Linked DNA regions of Homo sapiens: all the other regions are linked to region 2. Evidence: read pairs that join two places in POLR2A ChIA-PET (ENCODE). Cell type or tissue: OCI-LY7. All regions are shown on one strand.

Evidence for each region. Peaks named below come from ENCODE experiments on the same cell type or tissue, not always from the same donor. Only the 100,000 strongest peaks of a DNase experiment are listed, where the experiment ranks them.
Region 1: POLR2A ChIA-PET joins it to region 2 with 5 read pairs; 2 of 35 experiments call an interaction of 5 or more read pairs at or near these places.
Region 3: POLR2A ChIA-PET joins it to region 2 with 5 read pairs; 2 of 35 experiments call an interaction of 5 or more read pairs at or near these places.

What each region holds. Positions count from the first base shown.
Region 1 is chr17:66,192,716-66,200,715 of GRCh38, forward strand. It overlaps the pseudogene PSMD7P1. Among named protein-coding and RNA genes, the nearest start is that of CEP112, 4.6 kb to the left of the region's middle. In OCI-LY7, no CTCF peak of the experiment used is centred here; a DNase peak (open chromatin) is centred at 1,626; H3K4me3 peaks cover 1,604 bases; H3K27ac peaks cover 1,683 bases.
Region 2 is chr17:66,685,950-66,693,949 of GRCh38, forward strand. It overlaps PRKCA (protein kinase C alpha), which reads left to right. Exons shown (of 17, transcript NM_002737.3): 6 at 1,162-1,318; 7 at 2,353-2,487; 8 at 3,002-3,098. Among named protein-coding and RNA genes, the nearest start is that of MIR634, 97 kb to the right of the region's middle. In OCI-LY7, no CTCF peak of the experiment used is centred here; DNase peaks (open chromatin) are centred at 3,472 and 4,952; H3K4me3 peaks cover 1,235 bases; H3K27ac peaks cover 2,271 bases.
Region 3 is chr17:66,217,238-66,225,237 of GRCh38, forward strand. APOH (apolipoprotein H) reads right to left here. Exons shown (of 8, transcript NM_000042.3): 4 at 6,461-6,537; 5 at 3,317-3,505. Among named protein-coding and RNA genes, the nearest start is that of APOH, 8.2 kb to the right of the region's middle. In OCI-LY7, no CTCF peak of the experiment used is centred here; no DNase peak of the experiment used is centred here.

The DNA of each region.
Region 1 (8,000 bases), 490 kb before region 2:
ATGCTTTTAAGAATGTTTAGTTTTCAAAAGCATACTTGAACATGTTTATAACTAGGGAATGATATATAATCCAGATAATTAGTACTGAGAATCAAGGATGCAAAATCAAGCATGCAATTGCAGGAATTTAACCAGTCAGTTAATACATTCAAGATAGATAAACTGGCCGGGCGGGGTGGCTCACGTCTGTAATCCCAGTACTTTGGGAGGCCAAGGTGGGCGGATCAGGAGGTCAGGAGATCGAGACCATCCGGGCTAACACGGTGAAACCCTGTCTCTCCTAAAAATACAAAAAATTAGCCAGGCGTGGTGGCACACGGCTGTAATCCCAGTTACTCGGGAGGCTGAGGCAGGAGAATTGCTTGAACCCGGGAAGCAAAGGTTGCAGTGAGCCGAGATTGCGCTACTGCACTCTAGCCTGGGCGACAGAGCGAGACTCAAAAAAAAAAAAAAAGATAAACTACCCTACTCCAGCCTCAGGAGGAGGAGGACATTGGTCAAAGGAAACAAAATTTAAGTTAGATTGGAGGAATAAGTCTAAGCGATCTATTTTACAACGTGGTGACCATAGTAAATGATAATGTATTGTGTTCTTGAAAATTGCTAAAAGAGTACATCTTAAGTGTTCTCATCACAAAATTAATAAGTATGTGAAGCAACGCTTATGTTAATTAGCTTGACTTAGTCATTTCACAATGTTGTGCATAATAAATATATGCAATTTTTAGAATCATAAACTGCATTGCTGAAAGAATATGAAATGAATTTGACAAATGGTGTCTAAATAAACATGAAAAGAAAAATAGAAGATAAATAAATAGAAGATAAATCAAAGAAAAAATGTAACAAGCTCAAGCTCATCTCAGAGGAAATAACTATAGCAGAAAAATATAACTGAAAATGAAAAATGTCTTTAAATATTTCCTCTACTTAGGTGAAAATAAGATGAGTAGATCTCCCTTCCCGCTTTTAAGAACAAGCTGATTGTCATTTTTTTCATTTATATATATCATTTTCATTTATATATTTTTCATTCATATATACACACACATGCAAATAAAAATATTAAGATATGCATAGAGAGTTTTATTATTTATGTTATATGTATATAACATGAAAGGGATACCAGCTTGAGCCTGAGCTGTGTTCACCTTAGAACTCAAGCCTACATGTCATGTTTAGACGACTGGTAGGCAAGTTTCACTTGGAAACTCCTTACCTGAGAACCAAGGAACCTCCTAGAAATTAAGTCATCCTGGCTGAGCATGGTGGCTCATGCCTGTAATCCCAGCACTTCGGGAGGCTGAGGCAGGTGGATCATGAGGTCAGGAGTTCAAGACCAGCCTGGCCAATATGGTGAAACCCCGTCTCTACTAAAAATACAAAAATTAGCAGGTGTGGTGGCAGACGCCTGTGATCCCAGCTACTCAGGAGGCTGAGGCAGGAGAACCGCTTGAACCCAGGAGGTGGAGGTTGCAGTGAGCCAAGATCACGCCACTGCACTCTAGCCTGGGTAACAGAGTGAGACTCTATCTCGAAAAAAAAAAGAAAAAGTAAGTCATCCTAAAGAGATCTGGTTCAATGGCAATATGCAAAATTGAAGGGGAAAGTGATGATGCATGAAGCAAAGTGTTGGCCGTGAGTTGCCCTTCATGTAGCATCTTCCTCTTTGTATAAGAGAGTGATTCCTAATCTTACAGTGTAAAGAACTTCCTTTGAGAATTTTCTTTTTTCTTTTTTTAGAGGCAGAGCCTGGCTCTGTCACCTAGGCTGGAGTGCAGTGGCATGATCATAGCTCACTACAGCCTCCAACTCCTGAGCTCAAGCAATCCTCCCACCTCAGCCTCCCAAGTAGCTCAGTCAGAGACAGAGCACTATGATAGGGTAGTTCCATCATACACAGAGCACCCATGTGACTCACCCTGGGGACCTCTACAAATATTTGGGAAGAAATTGCTGAACTCAGAGCCTATTCAGGAACCTCAAGGATGAAGCCAGGTAAATATTCTCTTGTCGGCCAGGCGTGGTGGCTCACGCCTGTAATCCCAGCACTTTGGGAGGCCGAGGCAGGCGGATCACGAGGTCAGGAGATCGAGACCCGCCTGGCTAACACGGTGAAACCCCATCTCTACTAAAAATACAAAAAAGAAAATTAGCAGGCGTGGTGGTGGGCGCCTGTAGTCCCAGCTACTTGGGAGGCTGAGGCAGGAGAATGGCATGAACCCGGGAGGCAGAGCTTGCAGTGAGTCAAGATCGTGCCACTGCACTCCAGCCTGGGCGACATAGCGAGACTCTGTCTCAAAAAAAAAAATATATATATATATATATATATATTCTCTTGTCACTGTTGTAGTGTAGCTCCAGGCTTATGTGGCCTAAAAAATGCAGTGTCTTATAAATGTTTTATGGCCAAACACCTATGGTAATCAATGAATTTTCCTTCTACGTCTAGTTACTGCATAAAGATAATAATCTTCCAACTCAATGTACATTTATTGAACATCAGGTATATGCAGGCATATTAAGGGAATGTTTCCTCCACTGGAAATGCTATGACACTTTGCTCTTCACCTTAGCTTAAATATCAGTACCTCAGAGAGGCCTTCACTGATTCTCAAACCAGCCCTTATTTCCTTTCAAATCCCCTGGTTCTCTTTTCTTCATTGCATTTATCAAAATTTGTCATCAAATATTAATTAGTGGAATCTATTTATTTATTTATTTATTTATTTGAGACGGAGTCTCGCTCTGTCGTCCAGACTGGAGTGCAGTGGTGTGATCTCAGCTCACTGCAACTTCCACCTCCCGGGTTCAAACAATTCTACTGCTTCAGCCTTCAGAGTAGCTGGGATTACAGGCGCGTGCCACCACACCCAGCTAATTTTTTATATTTTTGGTAGAGATGGGGTTTCACCATGTTGGCCAGGCTGATCTTGAACTCCTGACCTCAAGTGATCCACCCACCTCTGCCTCCTAAAGTGTTGGGATTACAGGTGTGAGCCACTGCACCCAACCCAGGTGTAATCTTTTAAAAATGCCTATAGTTTCCAAAAGAATGAAGACGATACCTGTTAGGTTCACCATTGCACAGACAGCACCTTGCAGGGTACCTACCATATAGAAACAATCCATAAATGTTCACTGAATCACCAAATGAATGAACATTAATTTTCGTGCTTTTCTCTGCACATGTGGTAGAATATGACCACCCTATGCATAAAGCTTCCAGTCTAGAAACCCGGAAGACTAACTTTTCTGAATATAAATCTCTTGCTACGGAGAGTGAAACTGAGTGATCTAATTTGAATCAGGTAAGCACAATTAGTCCAATGAGATATGGCCAGGAGATAGGGCATCCTATTGTATAAACATGACTTTCTTAGCTCATCTTTGCACTTTGGGGAGAGGGTTTGGGGTTATTTTCTCAGAGGACTGAACTGATGGGTAAACCCAAATGGTTCTAACTACAACAAAGATTCTGGACTTATGAGAAAAAAGATAAGTCTCTACCCTCCAAAAATTTATGAGATAGTAGGAGGTAATAAGACAAATACCAAATAACCACATTTCAACTCAGATTATGTCACCTGGCTTAAAAGGTATATAAATAATGCAGCTGGGCGCGATGGCTCACGCCTATAATCCCAGCACTTTGGGAGGCCGAGGTGGGCGGATCACAAGCTCAGGAGTTCGAGACCAGACTGACCAACATGGTGAAACCCCCATCTCTACTAAAAATACAAAAATTAGCCAGGCTTGGTGGTGGGCACCTGTAATCCCAGCTACTCAGGAAGCTGAGGCAGGAGAATTGCTTGAACCCAGGAGGCAGACATTGCAGTGAGCCAAGATCGCACCACCGCACTGCAGCCTGGGTGACAGAGTGAGACTCTGTCTCAAAAAAAAAAAAAAAAGATATAAATCACGTTTTGGGATAGAGAGGAAATAAAGAAAACACCGTGCTGTGCTTATAAAGTCAGCATAGGAAAATATATACAGAACCTTGTTTTATCTTTGATAAAAAGAGAGTGACATTGAAACACTATTTCTATTGAAAATATTGTTTCCTAACAGCTACAAATGACTTAAATGAAAGTAGGTTTGTTTCAAAAACAAATGACATCTTATCTCAATTTTTAAAAATCAAATGGTGACATTGTTGATAATGGTAGTACAAAGAGGACCCTAAAAATAATTGTTTTTATTTTCTGTGTGGGAAGATAACTGTGCTATACTTCCCATGTTGAAAGGGATCTGCTTATTTTCAAAATATAAACTTAAGAATTAGTCTAGATGACATTGAACAATGTGAATTCAATTATTCTCTACAGAAAAAATCAATAGGAAAATGTGAGCTTTTATTAATTAGAAAGATAATTATTCGTCTGTAATTTGAACTAATCTGTATCTTGAAGGATTAAATCTGATGATCTGTATAGATATGTATGTGTGTATATATATATATATATATATTTTTTTTTTTTTTTTTTTGAGACAGAGTTTTGCTCTTGTTGCCCAGGCTGGAGTGCAATGGCGTGCTTACTGCAAACTCCGCCTCCCAGCTTCAAGCGATTCTCCTACCTCAGCCTCCCCAGTAGCTGGAATTACAGGCATGTGCCACCACACCCGACTAATTTTTTGTATTTTTAGTAGAGACAGGGTTTCTCCATGTTGGTCGGGCTGGTCTCGAACTCCCGACCTCAGGTGATCCACCCGCCTTGGCCTCCCAAAGTGCTGGGATTACAGGCATGAGCTACCGCACCCGGCCAATCTGTATAATTTAAACTCTTGCTCCATAAAATTAAAGTAACTATAGTGGGAGACCTAGAGATTACCGTTGTTTGTTTAAGCCACTGTTATTTGGGTTTTTTGTTTTGCTGAGGGAAGAAGAGCCTGGGCCTGATGGAGCCCCAGGGAAATCACTACCGCTGCCGGTGTTTGCAGGTAGCAGGGAGCCAGGCCTGGGCGAGGTGTGTCTCGATGCCAGAGCTGGTAGTACAGAAGGTGGTGGGCCATCCCCGGTGCTGCTCAGCGTGGTGGATCATTTCAACCGAATCGGCAAGGTTGGAATCCAGAAATGCGTCATTGGTCTGTTTTGGGGGTCATGGCAAAAGAAAGTACTTGATGTATTGAACAGTTTTGCAGTTCCTTTTGATGAAGATGACAAAGACAATTCTATGTGGTTTTTAGACCATGATTATTTGGAAAACATGTATGGAATGTTTAAGAAAGTCAATGCCAGAGAAAGAATAGTTGGCTGGTACCACACAGGCCTGAAAATACACAAGAATGGCATTACCATCAATGAACTCATGAAAAGATACTATCCTAACTCGGTATTGATCATTATTGACGTGAATCCAAAGGACCTAGGGCTGCCCACAGAAGCATACATTTCAGTGGAAGAAATCCAAGATGATGGAACTCCAACCTTGAAAACATTTGAACATGTGACCAGTGAAATTGGAGCAGAGTAAGCTGAGGAAGTTGGAGTTGAACACTTGTTACGAGACATCAAAGACACAACACAACGGTGGGCACTCTGTCCCAGCGGATCACAAACCGGGTCCATGGTTTGAAGGGACCGAACTCCAAGCTTCTGGATATCAGGAGCTACCTGGAAAAAGTAGCCACAGGCAAGCTGCGCATCAACCACCAGATCATCTACGAGCTGCAGGACGTCTTCAACCTGCTGCCAGATGTTAGCCTGCAGGAGCCTATTAAAGCCTTTTACCTGAGGACCAATGACCAGATGGTGGTAGTGTACTTGGCCTCACTGATCCATTCTGTGGGCCTCACTGATCCATTCTGTGGTCGCCCTGCACAACCTCATCAACAACAAGATTGCCAACCAGGATGGAGACAAGAAAGAAGGGCAGGAGAAAAAAGAGAGCAAAAAGATAGAAAAGCTGACAAGGGGAAAGATAAAGATAAGGAAAAGAGTGATGTAAAGAAAGAGCAGAAAAAGTAAAACGTGTATTAAATAGCTTTTTTATGCCTGTAATCCCAACATTTTAGGAGGCCAGGGCGAGTGGATCACCCAAGGTCGGGAGCTCGAGACCAGCCTGACCAACATGGAGAAACCCCGTCTCCACTAAAAATACAAAATTCGCTGGGCATGGTGGCACATGCCTGTAATCCAGCTACCCAGGAGGCTGAGGCCAGAGAATCGCTTGAACCTGGGAGGCATAGTTTGAAGTGAGCCAAGATCACACCATTGCACTCCAGCCTGGGCAACAAGAGCGAAACTCCGTCTCAAAAAGATAAATAAATAAAATTAAAAATTAAAAGTAAAAAGTTTTCATGGTTTCAAAGTTTCATTTCCCTTATAAGGAAATTGAAAAATACTGGAAAGTTTAAAGAAGAAAAGACTTATGTGCAATCCTGCCATTAAGTAATAACTACTATTAACATTTGTATATATTTACTCAAATTTTTATATCTATATTATCATTTTTAATATCTACTTATTATGTCATCATATGGATATGATAATTTTCTCAATTACTCTCCTGTGTTTACCAATTCTTGCCCTTATAAATAATGTTGCAATGAATGCCTTTGATTATATACATCTTGGTTGAAATTTTAGCTCTCTCCATAAAAGATATTCTTATGGGCATTATAAAAGCATTAAGGCTTTTGATCAGTACTGCCAAATCACTTACTGGAAGTATTTTTCAAATTGCAACTTCACTCAATGGTCTGTGCGAATGACTGTCTCACATTAATGGTTTTTTAGATCTGTGCTAATTGTGTGTAAAAAAAAAAAGCATCCCTTTTTACTTTGCATTTTTCACTATTAGAGAAGTTGAAATATTTAAATATCTCTATTAGTCTTTTATTCTTCTGCAAAGTATCTCTTTTGTCCTTTATCTATTTTTGTGGAACTTTATATATAGTTATATGGATATATTAGACAGATATAAGTATCTTCCATATTTTTAATTTATTGTTTCAAAATTAGCAATATGCATAAGCTAACATTCAAAGCAATCAAATTTCCGTGATTCACCATTTTGCATTATTAAGATACTCCATCATTAGAGTGAAAAATGTAAATGACTTTTAGCTATCTAGATGGAAAACAATTTGTAAATACCAAGAATTGTAATTATTATATAAACACATTAGAGACAAATATGAAAACAATCCTGTACCTGGTAAATTCCTTAAACTGAATGGTAAGTAATGCAGAACTTTCTATTTACAGACCACAGAAGTATAGATTATACCACAAATGAATGCATTATAGGCCAGGCACAGCGGCTCACGCCTGTAATCCTAACACTGTGGGAGGCCGAGGAAGGCAGATTACTTGAGCCCAGGAGTTTCAGACCAGCCTAAGCAACATAGCGAGACCCTGTCTCTATTTTTTTAATAGAATAAATAAATAAATACAGTATAAAGATTGCAGAAACTAAGAATGAGGAGGCATATTTTCTTTTTTTCACTACTAAGAAAAGAGTCACTGCCTTTAGCACAGTGACTTTGGATTTCTTCCTTATGCTAGAACTAAGCAATATTCACCATTTCATTCCTCCTTCTGCTGCTTTTTCTATCTTAGCCTCTTGGGCAATTCATGCTATAGGATATTAACAGAGATAAACTGGCTACTCTTTCTCCCTTCCCTTCAGTGATATACATATTGCCATAATGCCCTAGCCAGTATCCATAAAAACTAGCAACCTAGGATACTTCCAAGCCTTGAATATACAACAATCTTTTCTACCAACTTGTTTCAGGAGTAGGCTGTAAAACTCCAACTTTAGAATGCAAATATTTCCAGGAAGCTACTGGGAAAAATCATAGCTTAACTAGCAGTATAAAAATGGTACGAAAGAAATCATTCTGAAGTTTAGATATCTGGTTCTGTCATTTATTAGCTTTGTGACCTCGGTAAACTAAGTTACATAATCTTCCTGAGCTTCAGTTTATTTATTTTCCTTATGGGATGATTGGGGAGATTGAATTAACAGAGGTGAGATATGTAGAAAAATGTA
Region 2 (8,000 bases):
TTGCCAGTGCCGCCGGTCCAGGGACCACACTGTGGGAACCACTGAATCAGGGAGCCTGGTCCCAGTTATATGTGTGTTGATGGTGTCTGACCAGTTGGGTATCTGATAATTCAGCCTTACTGGGAAAGATGCCATGGGAAGATAGGAAGGCATTTGAGATAGGAGACTCAGGCTTTTGTCCCTTCATCATAGCAGTAGATAATTATCTTTTACGTTGACGTGCAGTGGCTTTAGACAGCTTCTCATGGTTGTGAGCCTCTGCCAGCTCTTAAATCTTTGAGCCTGTTTTCCTCTGTGGATGAAATGGCCTTTCCTTCTAATTATTTTTGATTCCCATATCAGGTTTCTCAAGCTAAGATTGCATTGGAAGCACCTGGAGGTCTTGTTAAAGTGAGGATTCTGAGTTATTAAGTCTGAGGTGGGACCCAAGGTTCTGCATGTCTAATGAGCTCCCAGGTGATATAGATGCTGCCGGTCCATGGACCAGCAATTCTGAGTTACAACTGTATACAGCAGTGGTGCTTGCCCCTGCTGCCCAGTAGAATCACCCAAGGAGCTTTTAAAAACGAATACTTGAGCCACATTCCTTGGAGATTCTAGTTTAATTCTGGGGATTAGAATTTTTAACTCCCCCATTCCCCAACCCCCATGTGATTCCAATGTACAGTCAGAGTTGGAAGCCATTGGCCTTTACCCACAAAAAGGGATAACACCTTCTGGGAGCTCAGGTGCGTGTGTGGCACCATAGACCAGGTTGGGCTGGTCGCTTCCATGCAGGGAGGGTGCACCATTACTCCTGGGGAGCTGCAAAGGTCACCTGGGAATCTTGTTAAATTACAGATTCTGCTTTGGCAGGTTTGGGGTGGGACCTGGGTTTCTGCATTTCTAATAGATATCTTAGTGTTGCTGATGCTGCCAGTCCAGGCTGGTGCTAAGTCCCAAGACCCACCCACAAGGGCCCACACGATGCCCATTATCTCTGCCGGTGGTGGCAGCGGGTAGCTTTTCTCATGTCGAGTGTTAGAGGCTTTTGGCTTCCACCATCTGTCTCCTTAAACGCCATTCTGACGTCTCTTTTATTCAGCTTGGTATTGACACAAGACAGCGGGCAATATAGGTCTGTTCTCTTTTTGTAATATTTTCTTCCTTCTCTCTTCACAGTACGAGATGCAAAAAATCTAATCCCTATGGATCCAAACGGGCTTTCAGATCCTTATGTGAAGCTGAAACTTATTCCTGATCCCAAGAATGAAAGCAAGCAAAAAACCAAAACCATCCGCTCCACACTAAATCCGCAGTGGAATGAGTCCTTTACATTGTAAGTGGTCTCTCCTTGATCAAATTTCATTCCTATACACCATGCAGTTGCCCACCTCATTATTTGAGGTAATGAAGTAGGTTCATTATAAACGTCTTTAAACATGTCTTCAGTCCTAAGACCTCCTCAGGCTGCCATTAGGGAGGTAGCTATTAGCACCTGTTCGATAGATAGTAATTTGATTTATCAAGAGTTGCATAATTCAGGCCTCAGATTATTATTATCTAATCTGGATAAACAATTCTATTTAAGGAAATAGAATTAAGGTAAATAGAATTTAAGCTAAAAATGTGTCAGGTGTGTCCACCTCTTGATGGACTTAGGTTCTTTTGGGAGTTAGGGGAGGGCATAAGGCAAGAATTTAAATAATTTTTAGACCACAGAATGAGTGAGTAACATAGAAAGTGTTATTGCCACTGAAATGGGAAGATCATTCTTGCCTTCAAAGAGAGAAGACTTCCTGGAAAAGGTGACATTTAAAGCCAGCCTGGGAGGGTTGCCAGGATTTCAGAGGTAGAGAAGGGGAAGAAGGAAGGAGGGAATAAATAAATCAGGAGGACTGAGTGTAGCTGAGGGAAAGCAAGAGTTCCCCTTTGTAGAGTAGTATACAGGAAGCAGTTTTTCTGTGGACAACCAGAAAGGTAGCTGTCTGTTCTAGAGGGACCAGCAAGCTCTGCTCTATAAAGGATCAGATAGTATATATTTTAGGCCTTGTGGGTCATATAGCCTCTGTTGCACCGGTATAACTTTCTAGTGCCAAAGGAGCCATAGGCAATATGTAAACAGATAGCCATGGCTGGGTCCTAATAAAACTTTATTTATAAAAATAGACAGTGGGATAGATTTGGCCCATGGGTCATAGTTTGTTAACTCCTGTAGCGCTTTGCTTGCCAGCATAAGGGGTTGGTATTTTACTGGACCAGGAAGACAAATATACTATTTCTTTATCTCAGGCTCGAGTCATATACATGTGGTATCTCCCAAGAAACCATGATCAAGATAACCTAGTGTTTGCATGTGTGTGTGTCTTGTAGCAAATTGAAACCTTCAGACAAAGACCGACGACTGTCTGTAGAAATCTGGGACTGGGATCGAACAACAAGGAATGACTTCATGGGATCCCTTTCCTTTGGAGTTTCGGAGCTGATGAAGATGCCGGCCAGTGGATGGTATGGAAGCCGCTTAGGTTGAGTATGTCTCAAAGCATCAGACCATTTAGACAGTTAGGTTTCAGTCTCTCAAATGTCAGTTGAGGCTGGACATGGTGCCTCATGCTTGTAATCCCAGCACTTCAAGAGGCCGAGGCAGGTGGATTGCTTGAGCTCTGAGGTTTGAGACCAGCCTGGGCAACATGGAGAAACCCCACCTCTACAGAAAATACAAAAATTAGCCAGGTGTGGTGGTGTACCCCTGTAGTCCCAGCTACCCAGGAGGCCGAGGCATGAGGATCACTTGAGCCCAGGAGGCTGAGGCTGCAGTGAGCTTTGATTCCGCCACCGTCCCCCAGCCTGCACAACAGAGCTACCCTGTCTCAAAAATATAAAAATGTAAAAAAAGTCAAATGTCTACTGATCTGGCTGTAGCCTCTCCGTAGGATGCGTTTCACAAAACCGCTCGACTAGAGGCTGCAGGAAAGGCTTGTTAAACTTGCGGTGGTAACTCTTCTTCTCCCGTCCTTGAAAGGTACAAGTTGCTTAACCAAGAAGAAGGTGAGTACTACAACGTACCCATTCCGGAAGGGGACGAGGAAGGAAACATGGAACTCAGGCAGAAATTCGAGGTGAGGATAACAAAATGCCCGGAAACACCTTTCCTTTAGAAAGCCCAACTTCAGGAACGGCCGAGATGTTGTGGTCACATTTTTGAAAAGCAAAAAAAAAGTAATCTCAATGTTAATGATCTTTTTCTTTATTTAAAAACATGAATGTTGTTCGTTCCCTTTCCTTTGCAAGCTGTTGACTTTTTATGACTCTTACCACTTAGAAAATGGAAACTGGAAATATCGCAGAACTGAGAGCATGGTTGATTTCTGCATAAGAGATCTGTTTGCACATCACTGGGGAGAGAAGCAGGCTCTGAGGGCAGGATTGTTCTTACAAAGGAGGACTTGTGCTCTTCTGAAAAGGAGGAAGTCATTTTGGCCTTTCCTTGGGAGCTCATTTGTGTGTAATCAGGCTATCATCTGAGACTTTTTTTTTCTACAGAAAGTACAAGGTTCCTAATTTTGTTCTGAAAGAGCAGCTTAAACAAATATGCCTTTGTGTGTGATCCCTTTTTATTTATGCTCCAGATGTTTAGCAAAGGCCACCTCCTTCTCTTCTTCCTCTTGGTATTTGTGTTTGCCTCTGTCCCGGATTCACTGGTCTTTTTACTTCTCCTCCTCTGCTCCTTACTCCTCTTTTTCTTCTCCTCTCTCTCCCTTCTCCTCTTCATTTACCGACATCTCAGCTTTTAGTAAACGGTTCTTTTCTGTAAGCACCTTCCTTATGTTTTAAAGGCACAACTTCTAATATTTGTCTGTTTCTCTAATCACCCTTCATTTTGGCTGTTCGAGGGACTCCTAGAGTAGCCTTTTCAGTCTGTGTAACTGGTTAATTCCTTCGTGAATCTTTCTCTTCTTCAGACTTGTTAGAATTCCCTGGAATTTCCCCGCTCTAGAGCAGTACACGTGCACACGCACACATGTGTGTAGATGCTGAACTGCTACTGAAATGTTGACACTAATGGGATGCTGATGCTCCTCTTTTCCTTCTTCTGTTGTTCTCCAAGAAACATACAGATCTGGGGGGTGGGGAAGAGTGGTCTTGGGGGGATAATAAACCTCCTTCATGCCCCCCACAAAAGAAACATATAGGTCTTATCCAGAGAGAATGAATCCCAAAGGATGTAAAACATGCAGTTGTTCAAATTACTTTGTTAAACTGATGTTTGGTTAAAGTTGATGTTTGTGGCAAATACTAAATGGCAGGGGCTCTTTGGTTAGATGTCCTTGGGAGCACAGACGAGTGAAATGATTCACAGATAATAAATGGCAATGAACGGCAGGCCTCGGGATTGAAGCAGGAGGGAGTGGTGGAGACTGGGGTGAGCTGGTAAGCTTCAGCTCTGTCTGCAGGTGGCAGCTACGGCTACCCTGCCCCACTCGATGTTTCTCACAGGCGAGTCCAGGCCCTCTATTGCCGGATCTTCCTTCTTCCAGAGAAGCCAGAAATCCAGGTTTTTATATGATACATTCTGATTTATCTTAATGTTGGCAGAGTTCTAATGTTAAAACTTAGAACCAGGCCCTGTGCAGTGGCTCACTTCTGTAATCCCAGTACTTTGGGAGGATGAGGCAGGCAGATCACTTGAGGTCAGGAGTTCAAGACTGGCCAACATGGCGAAACCCAATCTCTACTAAAAATACAAAAATTAGCCGGGTTTGGTGGCATGTGCCTGTACTCCCAGCTACTCCAGAGGCTGAGACACGAGAATCACTTATACCTGGGAGGCGGAAGTTGCAGTGAGCCGAGTTTGTGCCACTGCACTCCAGCCTGGGCAACAGAGCAAGACTCTGTCTCAAAAAAAAAAAAAAAAAAAAAAAAATTTAGAGCTGTCCGGATGTGGTAGCTCACACCTGTGGTCTCAGCACTTTAAGAGGCCAAGGCAGGCAGGTTGCTTAAGCTCACAAGTTTGAAATCAGCCTGGGCAACATGGCGAAACCCAGCCTCTACAAAAAATAGCAGGGTGTGGTGGCATGCACCCATAATCCTAGCTACGAGAATCACTTGAACCTGGGCACGAGAATCACTTGAACCTGGGAGGCAGAGGTTACAGTGAGCCAAGATCACGCCAGTGCACTCCAGCCTGGGCAACAAAGTGAGACCCTGACTCAAGAAAACAAACAAAAAACTTAGAACTCTGTGTAGGTCAAATATGCATCTATTGCTTTAGACACCAGTAGGATTCAACCAGTAAGAACCAGCTTGCAGTCTCTGCTCTTCAAAAATAGAGAAAAAATAATTTTAAAAAATTATTTGTATAGTTATATATATTACAATATGTATAAATAAAAAGGTGCATGTATCTGTGTAACTACTATTTGTCTATCTATCAATAGAGAGAAAAGAATGAGATTCTTTTCAAAGATGCTTTATAATATTTAGAGGAATTCAAGTACAAAGATGAAAGTCAGGGTTTGGGGCAGGTTCAAATGTCTATGCCAGGCATAGCTCCTTTTCAATTTGTATTTCTTCCCTTGCTTCATTATCTGTTTCCACCCCTACCCTGCAGCTGAGGATGCAGACCTGGGGTACTGGACAGGACCACCTTCTTGAGCCCCATCCCTGATGTCACACCACCTCTGTGACGGATGGATCCTTCTAGAGAGAGTTTCAGGACTGAGTGCCAGCATTCTTCAGCTGTCTCAGGCAGGGGAGGAACCTGAGGAGCCAGAAAGAACCTTCCTTACCGAATGTTATGCCATGGTGTTGATCACGAGCAGTCACTGGGTCAGGGGCTGTTGACGCAGAAAGAGTGCATTCGAGGGAGGAACAGCACGGGCGTTCCCCACAGGGTTCCTCACAGTAATGTCTGAGACTTAGCTTTGCTGCTGGAGAAATATTGACCCACTCTTTGTGCTTCATTGTCGTGGCTTCCTGGTGAGTAAACTTCCTGTTTTTCTGGGCAATGAGTTCAGCTTTTTATAAAGGTCAGAGTTCTAAACAAACAAACAAAATACAGGCCAGAGGACCTGAGCAAAACGAAGCATTTCTCTTGGGAGGCTGGTCAGAGGCCGCAGGGCTGTTGCTGCTTACTATTCCTCCTCCTGGGAGGGCTGTGGACTTGGCAGGAGCGCCAGCCCAAGGCTGTGAGCATCCTGGGGAGAGGTGGCATCAGCAGAGTTGCATGGGGTGGAGGCTCTGCTCTTCAGCCTAGTGAGGTCTGTGTTTGGAGCATCTACATGAACTGCATTCTAACCTTTGCTTTAAATACCTTTCAGCTTATAGTTCCTAGATTTTACTCAAATTACATTAGCTCATTTGCTTAGAGCATTTTAAAAAAACACAACTGCAAGAGACTGGGCAGAAAGCCACTAGAGGATGGCGTCAAAAAGATGCTGAGAATTTTACGACAGCTGCCATGCTTCATTTTAAATACATATTCAGATCTGATTTTAGGCAGGGGTTCAATCACGTAATGGTGTTTTGTTGAGGTCTATAAATGTGAGAGTTGCAAGACTTCCCCAGTGCCAAGTTACTGGGAAGGGATGCACCAGGGCAGAAAGGCTGGCATCCACATTTGAGCAGTTCTGGGTAGCAGCCAGGCTTTGCAAACAGGGTGCCATCAGTTGGCATCAGGTCCAATTTGAGGCACCTCTTTGAGCCCCCACCCCGTTTCCTCCTTTTCGGTCTGTAGCATGAGTGCTTCCCAGTGTCTCCAGGCTCCCCTCTCTGGGCCCTTTCTCGCCAACTAACTGCCATTCTAACTTGCTTTCCATCACATTAGTCTTTTCTTCCCTACCCACTCTTTCATAGATACTTTGCCACCCTCCAGTAACAGTTTGATTCAGCTGAGTAAGATTTTTTTGTTAAGTTCAATGATGAATCTGTATTGGTTGAAACACACACGAGGGTTCGTCCTGTTGGGAACAGGCATCACTCAGTGGGATCACACAGTGTCCAGTCTGTCCTTATCCTTCCATGTCCAGCCCTGTTTTCTAAAAAGGGTTCCCTCCATGCAGTTTTCGAATCCTTCTCCAAAAATCAAAAGTCATTCAGTTGGATGAAAGGGAAACCAAACGAGCATTTACAACTCTGCCACTGCATTAGTATTCATTCGATAATTAGGTGGAAAGTTTTTGCAATTTAAATGGTTGGTTCTCAAATCTTGGCAAACAGAATGATCAGTGACTGGAGCTCTTAGGAGCCAAGGAATATTCCAGGGTGGCTGGAGATGACCTTCCTCGCTGGTAGAGATCCTGCTAGAGCAGTTCATCCTCCTACAAGACAAAACAAACCAGAACCTTGATTGCGATACTCATGGACAGTGTGTCTGTGGGCCTTTAATCTGTTCCACGTTTGTCATCAAGTAAAGTACACGTGGTCCCTGATTCACAAACATAAATAATGCATTTTTCCATTTGTTAAAAAAAGTAAGGTGCCAGCAGTGGGCTAAGCAGACAGTTCCTGCTTTCTTTGGAGCTTACGTTCTGTATCTATGGGCCCTGCTGCAAAAATATTTGGGAACAAAGCAGGGAGCTTATCATATCCCCTGTGCTGGCCAGTGATTCCCCTGAATCTCCAGGCACTATTGAGGACAACTGAGATTCCTGTTTTTCCCTCTCACTGCTTGGTCTCTGCTCCCTGTGATGAGGCTCACGGCCAGAGTTGGGAAAAGGTCCACCTTGCGTTAGAGGCAGTGCAGAGGATGGGTTAGCTCTGCTCAGCAAACTTTTTCTGTACCTAGTCAGATAATAAATATTTTAGGCTTTATGGGCCATGCGGTGTCTGGTATAACATTCAAGTCTGCCGTTGCAGCTCAAAAGCAGCCACAAATACATAAACAAATGAGTGTTGGTGTATTCCAATAACACGTTACTTACAAAAACAGGTGGCAGACCAGAATTGGCCCAAGGGCCAGTTTGCCAACTTCTGGTTTAGCCCGTAGGCTCTAGAATCAAATCCTAGTTTAGTCACTTATT
Region 3 (8,000 bases), 470 kb before region 2:
TTATTTATTGCAAACTTCATCTCTACACAGTCTAAGATGGTGGGTTTGAAAGAAGAAAAGCAAAGTCTATTTCTAACAAACCATAAAATTAAAATGCAAAGACTGAACCCCCCCCCCCATTCACACTTAGTACACCATTATTTGGCTTTAAAATAGTAAATCTTACTGTTATTCAATTCAGACTATGGAAGAAGCCAGCAGGAAATACGTCAAAGAAAAATGGTGCTGCTTCCTGGCCTCCTTAAGATCCTCAACAGTAGAGGCCCAAACCCACGTCCTTATGAGCTGCAGTGCGAGAAAGCAAGGCTGGAGCCAGGAGCACAATATTCTCAGAGGTAGTTTAAGGAGGTAATTAAGGGTACAAACTCCAGAGTCAGACTGCTTGGCTCAATTTTGGTTCTACCACACATTAAATAAAACAGAATTCATGTGGCCAGGCACAGTGGCTCACTTCGGTCATCCTGGCACTTTGGGAGGCTGAGGTGGATGCTGAGGAGGTCAGAAGTTCAAGACCAGCCTGGCCAACATGACAAAACCCCATCTCTACTAACAAAAATTAGCCGGGTGTGGTGGCATGCACCTGTAATCCCAGCCACTCAGGAGGCTAAGGCAGGAGAATCACTCAAACCCAGGAGGTGAAGCTTGCAGTGAGCTGAGATTGCACCATTATGCTCCAGCCTGGGCAACAGAGTGAGACTCCAACTCAAAAAAAAAATAAGAATCCATGTGTCTATAATAATACTAAAAAATGGTGGATGGAGGGAAAGCTCTTCTCTATAGAGGGAAGCCAGTGAATAAATGTAGAAGGAAAAGATAGAATTAGAAAGTCACCATTTTTCAGCCTCCAATGTCATAATTGACAGATTCAAGGATCATCATTGGATTCTACCATGACTGCCCAACAGTGGATATTCACATGGTTTCAAAGTATCACCCACAGGTTGCTTACTATTCCAAAGAAAAAGCAGTGCCTTTACCAAAAGGTGATCTAGCACCCCTCAACTGACTAAGTATCAAACTAAGCATGGCCAGTGATGGAACAGCTGACACTATGTGCTTCCTGATATGACAGAATGTATTTTTTTTTTTTGACACAGAGTCTCACTCTGTTGCCCAGGCTGGAGTGCAGTGGTGCAATCTTGGCTCACTGCAACCTCCCCCTCCTGGTTCAAGCGATTCTCCTGCCTCAACCTCCTGAGCAGCTGAGACTACAGGCGCACGCCACCACACCCAGCTAATTTTTGTATTTTTAGTAGAGACGGGGTTTCACCATATTGGCCAGGCTGGTCTTGAACTCCTGACCCCATGATCCACCTGCCTCGGCCTCCCAAAGTGCAGAATGTATTCTTAACAGTAATATTTAACATGAATCTAATCATGAGTAAATAACCAATCAAGTTCAGATTATGGAACATTCTACAAGACAACTAGCCTGTACTCTTCAAAAATGTCAATGAAAGACAACAAAAGAGGCAAGGACTTATTCTTAATTATAGGAGACTAGGCTCACGCCTGTAATCCCAGCAGTTTGGGAGGCTGAGGCAGGCGGATCATTTTAGTTCGGGAGTTTGAGACCAGCCTGGCCAACACAGTGAAATCCCATCTCTACTAAAATTATAAAAATTAGCTGGGCGTGGTGGCAGGTGCCTATATTCCCAGCTACTTGGGAGGCTGAGGCAGGAGAATTGCTCAAACCTGGGAGGTAGATGTTGCAGTGAGCCAAAATTGCACCACTGCACTCCAGCCTGGGTGACAGAGTGAGACACCATTTCAAAATAATAATAATAATTATTATTATAGGAGACTAGAGAGACATGACAACTAAATTAAAGGTGTGATTCTTGATTAGATCCTGCATAAAACAAAACTCATGTATAAGAGATACTTCTGGGTCAATTGGGAAAATTTGCATCTGAGATAAATGTTGCATGATATCGTTGTTGTTATGTTATTAGAATGGTTTGGATTATTATTGTTAATAATCCAAAACATATGAAGTGATGATATAAAATGTCCTTGTTCTTAGTATATTCAGGCTGAAGGCTTTATGGGCAAGTATCGTAATATATACAACTTATTTTCAGATGATGCAGGAAATAAAAGGGATCTTTCTATGGAGAAACAGAGAGAAAAATGTTACAACATATTAACAGTTGATACGTCTAGGTGAAATTGAAAAAAAAAGGAACCTACTTTTTAGGACTTGGGAGAATGAGGTCAGATGACACATATGTAGCAGGAGACCAGTGCCTGGCCCATAGTTGAGTGCCCAGAAAGGTACAAGTTACTACTGTTATTGGTAGCTCCTCCATGCTGAAAATCACTTATGTTTTGAATCGTTCACTGGATATCTGTAATATCTACCACTGGAGAAGTTAATAGTCACGAGAATAACTCTTGGCCAGGAGCAGTGGCTTACACCTGTAAGCCCAGCACTTTGAGAGACTGAGGCAGGCAGATTACTTGAGGTCAGGCATTTCAGACCAGCCAGATGATCATGGTGAAACTCCGTCTCTACTAAAAATACAAAAATTAGCCAAGTATGGTGACGGGCACCTGTAATCCCGGCTACTTGGGAGGCCAAGGCATGAGAATCGCTTGAACCCAGGTGGCAGTAAGCCAAAATCACCCCACTGCACTCCAGCCTGAGTGACAGAGTGAGACTATCTCAAAAAAAAGAAAAAAACAAACTATTTGTGCACATGATAAACTTTATAATTTGTCTGTTTGTTATGCAGCTGACAAACTTGAAGATAGTAATGACAGGTCAAGTTAGAGACGAAATAATTTTCATAATTTCTTAAAAATCAAATATTTCTGTGATTCTTAAACTTGGGTAAAGATTTTTAAAATGTGTAACAATCAGACAGCAACCCAGTCTTAACCTTCATCTCCTAGGACTCTCCAATTTAACCCAGGAACTTCACCCAGAAGAGAACTTCACCAGCCTCGCTGAAATGTCCAGCTGTCCATGGATACATCCTGCCTTTCATGTCTCCCCCATGTGTGGTATGCCTTCTCCTCATTCTCTACTGCTCCTCCAAGACCCATTTCAAAGGTCACCACCTATGGGAAGCTGTCCCAGGCAGCTCCAGACAGTTAATTGCATTATTTATAATTCCCTTGGGTCAGAAGCCAGGTCTCATTCATCGGGAATCCACAGTGCCCAGCACACTGCCTGGCACATGGTAGATGCTCAATAAACAGCTGTTGAATGAGTTCATTGGAAACACTCCATGATAGTCAGAATTTTCAATACCTTTCACAAATGGGATCTTGCCCTACCATGCGTATTTTGTCTGATCATTGCACTTACCCCTGCATTCTGGTAATTTAGTCCAATTTCCATGTGTCGTGCAGGTAATTGTATCATTTCCAAACATCGCATGTTGTGGCAAACATTCAAAAACTGCTGTGTCCCGATAGAGGGAATTGTTTCCAGCTGATGGCTTATAAACACGAAGTGTTGCAAACGTAGGTATGGATGGTGGAGGGCAGATGATGGCTGGGAAAATAAAGAACTATCATTTCTATGAAAATAGTTAAGGCTTTTAAATATACTCTTTCCAGAAAGAAAAAAAAAACCCTAAGGATAAACTTGAGAAAATGCAAACTGATCAAATTAGCAGGGTAAAAATTGTCAATTGTGGATGCCTAATAGGAAAATATGACCTGCCGGGCACGGTGGCTCACGCCTGTAATCCCAACACTTTGGGAGGCTGAGGTGGGCAGATCACTAGAAGTCAGGAATTTCAGACCAGCCTGGTCAACATGGTGAAACCCCGTCTCTACCAAAAATACAAAAATGAGCCAGGCATGGAGGTGTGTGTCTGTGGTCCCAGCTACTCCAGAGGCTGAGGCAGGAGAATCGCTTGAACCTGGGAGGCGGAGGTTGCAGTGAGCCAAAATCGCACCACTGCACTCCAGCCTGGGCAACAGAGTGAGTCTGTCTCAGAAAAGAGAAAGAAAGAAGGAAGGAAATAAATAAATAAATAAATAAAGACAGAAAGAAAGAGAGAGAGAGAAAGAAAGGAAGGAAGGAAGGAAGGAAGGAAGTCAGAAGGGAGGGAGGGAGGGAAGAAAGGAAGGAAAGAAAGAAAGAAAGGAAAGAAAGAAAGAGGAGGGGAGGGGAGGGGAGGGAGGGAGGAAGGAAGGAAGGAAGGAAGGAAGGAAGGAAGGAAGGAAGGAAGGAAGCCCTCAAGTCAGATGTCCAAACCAGTCAAAACACCAAAAAAATGAAGGAAATTTAAGTCTTGCCACTGCCTTTTGCAACAACACAATGGTTAGGTTTTATAAAATCTTTTATTCATATACTACCTTGGAAGATGCTTCTGGAAGGCAGAATTTGTCCCTCAGTGCTGAGGGACCATCCTGAAATAATGGCTGGTGACAGCAACTTGGTACATAGTAGTTTGGGAATGAGTTCCATTACCAGTTCAGTCTGTTTCTGCTGAATACCTCCCTGCTTTTGGATTCTTGGTATGGATGGAGCTTACCCAAGTAGCTTCAGGAACCCAGAGAGATAGTAGTGGCTTGTCACCCTGACCTGAGTACTATGGAGCTTCAACAAGTTATACTAGCATAAAAGAAGATAGTGCTGACCAAAATGCGATTTACCTTGACTTCCCTAGATCCCTGCTGCTCAAAATGTGGTCCAGGGGCTAGCAGCACGGGCATAGCCTGGGAAAATAGCTTGTTGGAAATGCAGAAGCTCAGACCCCACTGCAGGTGCCTGAATCAGAATCTACATTTTAACAAGGTGCCCAGGAGACTCATATGTGCATTCAAGTATGAGAAATACTCATTTAAATTAGATTAAAGCTCAAGCAGTCTTTCTATTTACAACCCTTTTGGAAAGTGAGTTTATGGCTAGGCACCGTGGTTCACGCCTGTAATCCCAGAGCCCTGAGAGGCTGAGGCAGGTAAGGTTGCTTGAAACCAAGAGTTCAAGACCAGTCTGGGCAACAGAGCAAGACCCTGTCTCCACCAAAATTTTTAAAAACTAGCCAGATCTGGTGGCGCTCATCTATAGTCTCAGCTGCTCAGGAGACTGAGAGGATCACTTGGCCCCAGGAGATCGAAGTTACAGTGAGCTGTGATCACGCCACTGCACTCCGGCCTGGGCAACAGAGCAAGACCCTACCTCTAAATAAAGAAGCAAATTTACATAATCGGTATAAATCTGTTTTAAGTGAAAACTGTAGGAACCATCGTGATTCCTACTGCTGAGTGAAAATTTTACTTAATTTGTCCTTTAAAAACTTTCGTTTTTGCTTGTTCAGGTCTTCTTAAACAATTATTTATTTGAAATTGCTTTACTTTCCACTTGCTTTTTTTTTTTTTTTTTTTTTGAGATGGAGTTTCACTCTTGTTGCCCAGGCTGGAGTGCAATGGTGCGATCTCAGCTCACTGCAACCTCCGCCTCCCGGGTTCAAGTGATTCTCTTGCCTCAGCCTCCCAATTGGCTGGGATTAGAGGCATGCGCCACCATGCCCAGCTGATTTTATATTTTTAGTAGAGACGGAGTTTCTCCATGTTGGTCAGGCTGGTCTCGAACTCCTGACCTCAGGTGAGCCACCCTCCTCGGACTCCCAAAGTGCTGGCATTACAGGCGTGAACCACTGCACCTGCCCTCCTCTTGCTTTTGCTAAAGACAGACTTCACTGACATGTTGAAGAACTATAATTAGTATTGAAATGCCTGGGCCTCCTGGTCAAAGATGTATAAATCACAAGTTGGGGAACATAAGAACGTCCTTCCCTACATAAGCAAAGCCCAGAGATGACTCTGACAGCTTGGCTGAGGATCCTCTGAAAAAACAACAGTGCTTTTTGGAGGAATGCCAATCAGCTCCTAGGATGCAAGCCCCTTTGATGGGCTGTTGGCTTACTGTGAGGGTGACTTTCCTCCTCGTCTGTCCCGTAAGTCACTAGGCTTACTCTCTGAAGGCAAAGCTGCCTCCTTTGGCCTTGCAGCCTCAGTGCTAACAAGAGGATCCAGCATACAGTAGATCCTCAATTCATGTTTATTGAATAAGTTAATAAATGAATGAATGAATTCCAGAGTGGGAGGAAGATGTTTGTTTGATCTCACTGTTTGCAGAAGTTCCTCTAGTTAAGTGGTGACAGTCCCTGATATACCAATGCCACACATATCCAAGCCACTTCCAAAGCACTATGAGAGCATTGGAGTCAACACACCCAGAAATGACTGGCTTAGATAGAGTAATGACCGCGAGGTGGAGAATACAGAATGTGTCCGTGAGTAAAATGCTTCCCTTCTGTCATTCCAAAGTGGTTGTTTCATCTTCTAGAGCAAGATACCAGGATGAATATCCCCCACAAGGGTGACCATTCATCTCATTGAGCTGTGACTGAAGAGATTCCAGATGTGAGACTTTGAGTGCTAAAACCAGAAAGGTTCTGGGCAAACCAGCTGATCACCTTGCCCACAGACTTACGAGCACAGACAGGAAGCTCCGGGCTCCATTTTCCTTCCTCAGTGCACTTGGCAGAATCAGCGCCATTCAGATAAAACCTGCAAAAGGAAAATTCATTCTATCAAGGAGTAAAATAATCCATCACTGACATCTCAAATATCTTCTCCATTGAGCATTGCTTCATGTTAATGCTATTGACTTCTTTTCCATCGTATAATGCTGTCTTCCTGACAAACTTAGTACTCATCTATGGCTCATGGAGCCTCCCAACCAATGATGCAGGTGAATCACTGCAGGGTTCCACAGCTGGTGAGTGGAGAATCCAAACCCTTAAATCCCTCATCTTTAAAGAGTTGGCCAAGATGACTGTTTCTAATATAAAGCAAAGAACCATCTCTTTTTCAGGATGACAAAAGTGAACCAAACTGAGTAATCTTCATTATTCATTTTCTTACAGCCTACTGACACCAATGAATAAAAGCAATGCAGTCTATTTCCAATGAAAATATAGCATTCTGACTGGGTACTTTGGCTCATGCCTGTAATCCCAGCACTTTGGGAGGCCGAGATGGGCGGATCACTTGAGCCCAAGAGTTTGAGCCTGGGCAATGTGGCAAAGGCCCAATTTCTACAAAAAGTCACCAGGCCGTGGTAGTGTGTGCCTATAGTCCAAGCTACTCGAGAGGTAGAGGTGGAAGGAAGGATTCAAAAGGATTTAACCTGGGAGGTCGAGGCTGCAGTGAGCCATGATTGTGCCACTGCACTCTAGACTGAGCAACAGAGGAAGATCCTGTAAAAAAAAAAAAAAAAAAAAAGAAAAGAAAAGAAGGAAAGGAAGGAAAAAGTAAGGAAGGAGAGAGACAGACAAAGAAAGAAAGAAAAGAAAAGAAAGACGGAAGGAAGGGAGGGAGGGAAAGAGAAAGAAAGAAAGAAAAAGAAAGAAAGAAAGAAGAAAGGAAGAGAAGGGAAGGGAAGGGAAGGGAAGGGAAGGGAAGGGAAGGGAAGGGAAGGGAAGGGAAAGGAAAGGAAAGGAAAGGAAAGGAAAGGAAAGGAAAGGAAAGGAAAGGAAAGGAAAGGAAAGGAAAGGAAAGGAAAGGAAAGGAAAGGAGCAGGATGCCATGGTGGCTCACACCTGTAATCCCAGCACTTTGGGAGGCCAAGGAGGGTGGATCACAAGGTCAGGAGTCCAAGACCAGCCTGGCCAAGATGGTGAAACCCCATCTCTACTAAAAATACAAAAATTATCTGGGTGTGGTGGTAGGCGCCTGTAATCCCAGCTACTTGGGAAGCTGAGGCAGGAGAATTGCTTGAACCCAGGAGGTGGAGGTTGCAGTGAGCCAAGATCGCACCACTGCACTCTAGCCTGGGTGACAGAGCAAAAAGAAAGGAAAAAAAAAAAAAGAAAGAAAAATGTAACATTATGTCTTCGAAGCCAATTTTCTTAAGGTCATTTGTTACCAGACCCATTGGTAGATTGGTGTTTCAGATGAAAGGTGTGTATTTCTCTCTCACATGTAGTATTCCTTAACCTCCAATCCCAGTAGAAACTTACCCTAGTGGA